Linked DNA regions of Mus musculus: region 1 is linked to region 2. Evidence: chromatin contacts called from ENCODE Hi-C or POLR2A ChIA-PET data. All regions are on one chromosome and are shown on one strand. The core of a region is the stretch at or near the end of the contact, and the rest is flanking DNA. Distances in the headings are between cores, read along the strand shown.

Region 1 (3,656 bases), core at 885-3,384, 40 kb after region 2:
CTGCCCTAAACTTCCCATTTCTAACACACACACACACACACACACACACACACACACACACACACACACACACACTCCCACCCCCACTTCCCTTTCAGATCCCATAAAGGTCCAGGCTGACATCAGAAAATCTTGGACTTCCGTGCTAGGAGAGGACAATAGCTCTTGCTTCTATTCTAGGACAGAAATAAAAAGTTAAAGACAAAGACCTAGAAGAGAGTGAGCAGAGACTGTGGGGGATGGAAGAGGCATGACCAGCAATCAGAGCCAGCTTCAGAGATGTGCTCTAGCCCAACCCCAGATCCCTGTGGAGGACAGGCAGCCTAACCATCCTCCAAAACTAACTATCAGCAATCCACACAAACCCCTAGTTCTTCAAGACCCCCAGCTGACCTGGGACTACAACCTGACCCCCTTTAGACCAGCCTCCCTCATGGCCGGCCCCTCCACTCCCTTTTCCGTGTCCCCATGTAGACCTAGAGCTCACCCCAGAACGCTCGGGGATGAGTTTAACCACCTGAACAAGTTTCAGAGGGGTTCCAGAGCAGGAGTTAGGAACTACCACAGGGAGACAGATGGTATGATGTGGGTCTCAAAGCAAGGTGGTGGCGAAGAAGCTGGATTCTGGAAACCAAGGGACCACCACAGCCGCTGACTCTGCAGCAGGTTTCAGTGAAGGTAATAAGATGTAGTACTACCAGGTGAGGCCAAGGGCAGGGGTTCAGAGATGGTGTTGGTGGATGAAGGATCACTCTTAAGTTCTGACAGGAAGGATCAGAGTCACGTTGGAGAAGAGCAGATCTGTTAGTGCTTAAGTTTGAAGATGTGCAGCGCAGCTGTAGATTGAAACTCAAATCAGAGCCGTAAGCAATAACTTCAAACACAGGTGACCCACATATTCTCTGGGCCCGTCATCCAGCCTCCCGAGCCTCTGCATTTCCACTGGCTCACCTCAGAAAGAGGGGGACTGCAAGAGGGAGCCTGGATGTACCGAGATCTGTCCCATCACACAGTATCCCAGAACTGACCTGGCTCACACAGTCTTGACTTCTAAAAGATCGACCTGGTCTCCAGGGACGTGAGAAGGTTGACTGAATGTCATTGACTGAAGTGCCAGGAGGGCAAGCAGAGGTGAGAGGGAATCCCTTGTAAAGAGTGTGTGGAATCCTAATGACAGAGCTGAGGGAGAACCGAGAAGCCTTCACGCTAAAGGTATCTTCACAGCACGAAGCTCAGCTGCATCTCCATCTCACGGACCTTCATCTGGACTTCATGCTGGAATGTGGGGAAAGAGCGAAGAGTCTCGGCTCCTCTCCTATAGCATCCCCGTGGATGGGAGACAGAGCCAAGGGAAGGGACACTTAGCCCACGATGTGATGAGGTGTGCTGATAATAATCACAAGGTCCTGCTTGGTGGAGATGATGTTTAAAGAGAGACTGAAAAGGTTACTGATCATGATGAGCCGAGAGAGAGAGAGAGAGAGAGAGAGAGAGAGAGAGAGAGAGAGAGAGAGAGAGAACCCCTGAGGTGGCCAGAGCTGTGTCTCGGTGCTTGGGAAGTAAGCCAGGGTCCTGCCAGACACAATTCAGAAAAAATGAAACCAGGAGTGACAGCTGGTGATTATTTTTGAACAGAGTAGATAAAATCCTTGAGCACTAAACCTCTTGGAACCTTCGACTCGAAACCTACGAGAACTTCACTGGGATCATAGCCAGGTCCTCGGGACTGATTCTGCAACTCAGATTGATTGGCCTGAACCATGCGCCCCCATGTGTGGAGACAGATTTTGTGATGTATTAATCTCTATCTGTCCAGTGGGACCTTGGCTTTTGGACTTGTAGGAATAAAATTTGCTTTTGCTTCAATATTTGGACTTTCCCATCACGTATCTTCAAAGAGAAGCTGTGGTCCCCTCAACCCCCAGGGTGGTCCCAGGCCTGGCCTGCTCTAAACAACTGCCCAGAGAGGCTTTGGAAGAAAGCTTAGGTGTGGGGTTCAGAGCCTTTCCCACTAAGCCTGAACAGACAGGCCCTCCCTCTGCCCTCCCTGTTTGTTTCCTGTTGCCTGGATACCTGAATAAAGGACTGGATGAGAGAAGGTGGGGCTTGTCTCAGCTCAGCCAGGCCTGGCTGGAGAGGGAAGTGTTAACTCTCAGGGGAGCCATAAGCCCTGCCCAAGAGTAAAGAGGACGCCTCCCCTCCTCCTCCAGGTTCCTCCTTCCGATACTTCCCCCGGAAGCCTCTGCAAAGCCCAGTTTCCAGAACACCGGCACTGTCCCACGTAAGGCTCACCATGCAGAGTGGATGGATACAGAGAGCTTCCTTCCGTCTTATAGATTGTGCACCTGTTTAGCGCGGCCCCAAGACTAGGGCTGTGCATGTCACACACACGAAGACACTGGTGGACTGGGCTTTCTGAGCAGGTAGGTAGTGGGCGCCTTGTCTCTCAGGGAAAGCAAGCCAGGTTCTGCAACCATTTGCCTAAGGCTTACAAAGAAGACTGGAACGCCGGCAGTTCTCCAAGGTCTCCTCCAGCCATACGTTCTCGTGATTTGGTAGTGCTCATTCCCATTAGCCCAGACACAGACATTCTCCGGTAGCCGTGTAGGGGGAAAAATTCACGGACTCTGAGGAGTTTCTCCCAGGCCCTCCCTCCCTAGCCGACCTCCCTTCTTCACCTCCTCCTCTTCCTGGGAGGCTGAGAAAGTCACAGCTTCAGCTGCAGCACTGTCCCAGCACCAAAGTCATCAAAGCCACTGAGACAGTGGCCACCCTTTTGAAGAAGGATATTGGCACGAATGCAGGAGTTTGAGCCTCAAGAGCCGTGAGGACAAGGGCAAGAGCTGTGAGCGTTAAAGCAGAGGAAAGGGGTTGCACTCTTTAAGGATAGATAAATTGTGATTTCCTGGGATGCATCTCAGTGCACGGAGAGAGATGTGGGTCACTTTTCGATAGGAAGGGACCTGAGGTCTTGACTAAATAGTTGCCTTGACCACGGGAGCTTCCAGGCTTCACAAGAATGTAGCAGGAGGGGTGTGGTCGAAAGAACAGAAAGTGAGGAACTCTCTGTCCCTAAGCCTCCAAGCCTGTGTACCCAGACTTCTTGTCTGAGACTTCAGCGTCTTCTTTCTTCCATCACCTAAACAGCTGCCACCTTTCCTCACCCCCAAAACCCTGCAGAGCTTTGAACTCTGAGAGCCCCTTTCATCCGAGCCTATTCAAAGTGCTTTTACTGAGACCAATTAATGCCCAGCTGTGACCCAAGTCACACGCAGGGGTACTGAAGCTTTCAGGAGCACCAAAGGACATCCTGGCATCCCACTGAGTCAGGGACTATGTGGCTAGGCCACCAGAGCTGGCAGCACCCAGCTGGAGCAGTTGCAAAGGTTCAGAGACTGCCCCACCCCCACCCATCCCCCAAGCCACTGCAGAGCCTGGCAACAGGCTCACATGGGCAGGTAGGGCATGGAGCCCAGGCAGGAGCTGGGGCATATATGCCTGAGACACAGCTGCTTGCAGATCTGACTGTGTGTTCTACCCGAGTACCCAACCACTGGGTTTCCTAAGGCTGGACCAATCCAGTCTGATGCATTCCAGAGGCATAAGACAGGCTGTGAGATCCTTGGGTGCTAATCTGTACCTTTCTATATAAGACA
Region 2 (3,544 bases), core at 693-3,192:
CCAGAGGAAGCCGGTACCAGGCAGAGGAAGCCAATCAGACATTTCAGAGGTATAGGCCTGCTAGGACTGAGAATGCTGGAGCTTTAACTCAGGTGACAGCGTTTGCCTCACATGTGGAAAACCTATGTATGGTTCCATCCCCTGGTGCCCCAGGAACTGGAAGCGGTGGGGCTTGCCTGTAATCTCTGCAGCTAGGAGGTAGAGGGTTAAAAGTTCAAGGTCAGCCGGGCGTGGTAGCACACACGCCTTTAATCCCAGCACTCAGGAGGCAGAGGCAGGCGGATTTCTGAGTTCGAGGCCAGCCTGGTCTACAAAGTGAGTTCCAGGACAGCCAGGGCTATACAGAGAAACCCTGTCTCGAAAAAACAAAAAGAAAAGGAAGTCCAAGGTCGTCTATAATCAGTGAGTCCAAGGCCAGTCTGTAACATACAAGACCCTGTAAACATAATAAATAAATAAATAAATAAATAAATAAATAAATAAATAAATAAATAAATAAATATTGATCTTCTGGTTAACTGATTTTAATTTTTTAATTTGTGTGTGTGTGTGTGTGTGTGTGTGTGTGTGTGTGTGTGTGTGTGTGTGTGTCTTTTAGAAACCTGTCTAGTAGGAAGAATTCCAGTCTACTTTGGTCTGGTCAGGATCTCAGGCCCCAGTGGTCTCCTTCAAGTTTGAATGAGCAGTAGTGTTCTGACAGTCTTCTTCAGACCCTGCTGTACATTTCCCCTCTGAACTACACGTAGAGGCTCCCCATTCATTCCCCAGGAAAATGCTGGTCCTTTCCCTTCTCTCTTGGTTCCTCAGGAGCAGCATGAATGCTTTCTCTTCCTCCACAGCCAGTGTTACCATGGTGCCCATTTCACTCACAAACTAGATACTATACAGGACAACACACAATGATCCAAACTCAGGACATTAGGCATCTTTCTCAAGGGCAGCATCTTAAAATGACTTCTCTGCTGGGGATAGGGATACAAGTTGGTAGAACATTCCAGAAGCCTTTCATTCTCTCTCTATTACTGAGGGAAGAGGGGAAAAAAGAAGCTATAAATAAAAGCGCAGAATAAGAGTGAGGAGGGGACAGCCCATGCTCTCTGCCCCTCTATGACCCCTGGGACCCCAAGAGAGTGCCTACCATTAACGTGGCTTTTAATTCTTCTTCCACAGATACTTCCAATGGGGTGACAAGAAGATCAGCTCTGAGAATGGTCCTCAGCCTTACATAAAAGCAAAAGGGCTAGCCACGTCTGATAGTTGTCCAATCACTTAATGACTATTTATTAAACAGTGTGTCCAGCACAGAAACAAATACGAATGTTGCTATTAAACGGCCTAGAGAAACTGTGTGGCTATGACCAGCAACATGCAGAGGATACAAGGAAGAGTAAGAATACATGGGTACAAAGTATTTCTCACTCTGCTTGTAGGCAGGGAGCCTTGAAGGACAGCCTGGTGGGCAAGGTATGCCTGCTAGGAAAGCCAATCCAATGTGTGCAGATGTCAAATGGGGTGGTTCTAAAAAGAGGTAGTCTGGCTGGGATGGCCAAAGAGGAGAGCAGATGTGGGCAGCCAGTCTGTAGAAGCTGAAAAGCCTCCCATGCTAAGCTCAGTATTTTGTCTTTATCCAGAGGGCAGCAGGAGAGTTTCAAAGACTTTTAAGCAGAGGGGAAGTGCATAGATGAAAATTGAAGCTCAGAAGGCTCTCTGTGACAATGATGGTGATTAGGCCCATCCATGAGCAGGGCTGGATGCAGAAAGGCCTGGTGACCATGTGTAAGAAGCACGTGTGCCATGTGGGTGTGCTTGTCACCATGCTCTGACTGCCATGTGCACAGAAAGGAGGCTGACTTACAAGAACCGGCTCCTGAGAACCCAGTGAGGCTCAGCTGGGCCTGCAGCCAACTTCCACTTTACCCGGGATGCTTTCGCTTTCAAGACATCTTGTTTTGAGTCAAGATTCCTCCTTCTGAACATGGGACTTTCCAGCAGGACCACAGCTCCTTCCGTGCACTCGTCTGGCCTAGGATGGATATCCTAGTTTGCTGAGGGAATCTTCCAAGGGAGGACAACGGCCATGTGGTCCCTCTGGAGTCTTCTTCTCTTTGAAGGTAAGTGGGGCAGATGGACAACCTGTCCTCGGGGAGCTGAAAGCCTCTCCCCAGCTGCCTTCATCCTACTGCTAGGCAGCTTGCCTCTCCAAACCAAGTAAGAATCAAGGAGAGAAGGAGAAGTGAGGTGTGGAGCAAGCTCAAGTGGTGTCTTAGACAAAATAGGGTAGCGTTACCAGTGGCATCTGTATCCAGGAGACACCACCCGTTCCAGGGCCCAGAGCAGCTTGAAATGATGGCAGTTTTGAGAGAAAGTTGGGTGCTAGGGTGATGGGGATCTGGCACTACTGACACATGGGGATCCTCCAGTCCAGGGAAAGAGAGGAGGGTAAGGCAGAGGAGAGTTCCCTAAGGAGTGTTTCGGCAGCTTGTAAGGATGCTGAGGTCACTCTCTGTATCCTGTACAAGAAGAGATGGACATTGAATGAAGAAATGAGGTGACAGCAGGTTAAATGTGGTCCCAGTGGGCATGAGGATAGCTGATAGCAAACTGGTGTTGGAGTCTCCAAACACGAGCTGACTCCCTCCATCACTCTGATGGCTGAGTTTCCCTCTTTGATCAACAAATAGGCAACATGACACGGAGTTCATGGATCCCCATACTCAGAGCCAGGATACGGCAGAACCTCAGACTTAAGGGGCATCCAGTGTTAACACTGAATCTGTGTCCTTCAGAATAAAGATGGCTAGGCCCAGAGAGGTTAAAGATATAGATGAGGACTAGAGTTGTGATCAGCAGATCTCTTGATCCCAGCTTCTGGCACTTGGATACATGATGTATCAACCCTTACGGTGCCCTGCATCCTGAAGCCTCCTTCTGTACCAGGCTCGGGGTCAATCCTCAGCAAATTCAGTGCAGTGTACTGAGCTCCTGCAGTCTAATATTAAACTGAGGGGAAGGGGAGAACTGCACGTATAAAGATAAAGACGTTTGCTCTTAGCCTGAAAGAGTTCATGTCTGGAGGGGGATCCTGATTCAGAGACAGACACTACTAATAGTACAGGGTGCTGATTTCTGGTCACTGTAGGAAAACAGAAAGAATGTAACCTTGCAGTGAGCTAGGGAAGAGGTTAGAGGTGATGGTGATGCTTACAGAATAAGCACACACAAATAAGGCAGAAAAGGAGTCAAGAGGGCAGCTCAAACAGGATTGTCTTCCTCATAGTTCAAGCTCAAAACAGTCCTTTGAACATCGCACCTTGCTATCTCACCTCCTGTTTGTCTCTTTCCCTGTTTTAGATCACAAATAATGATAGGCAATGGGTCCCAAAACCTGGGAGCACCCTTTGAGTCCTCCCGCTTCACTCTCAAACCAAATCTAATACTAGAGTTTGCTAACTACATACAGTATTACTCTTTCTGGCTCCCCATCCCCGGTGGTTCCATTCCTTTGTTTAAGTTTCCACCTTTATCTTGCATTGGAAAAAAAAAA

The links. Hi-C counts contacts between places; a loop is a spot of excess contacts on that map. ChIA-PET counts read pairs that join two places held with the same protein, here RNA polymerase II (POLR2A).
Region 1: a map of CH12.LX shows a loop between it and region 2 (2.3-fold over the local background). The contact joins the promoter of 4933439K11Rik here to the promoter of Slamf8 in region 2. A Hi-C loop is called at or near these places in 1 of 37 maps with a recorded cell type or tissue (CH12.LX). POLR2A ChIA-PET finds 5 or more read pairs at or near these places in 2 of 5 experiments (both embryonic stem cell).

What each region holds. Positions count from the first base shown.
Region 1 is chr1:172,549,284-172,552,939 of GRCm38, reverse strand. It overlaps 4933439K11Rik (RIKEN cDNA 4933439K11 gene), which reads left to right and starts at 2,134. Exons shown (of 3, transcript NR_040558.1): 1 at 2,134-2,423.
Region 2 is chr1:172,588,966-172,592,509 of GRCm38, reverse strand. It overlaps Slamf8 (SLAM family member 8), which reads left to right and starts at 1,942. Exons shown (of 5, transcript NM_029084.3): 1 at 1,942-2,111. The coding sequence starts at 2,078.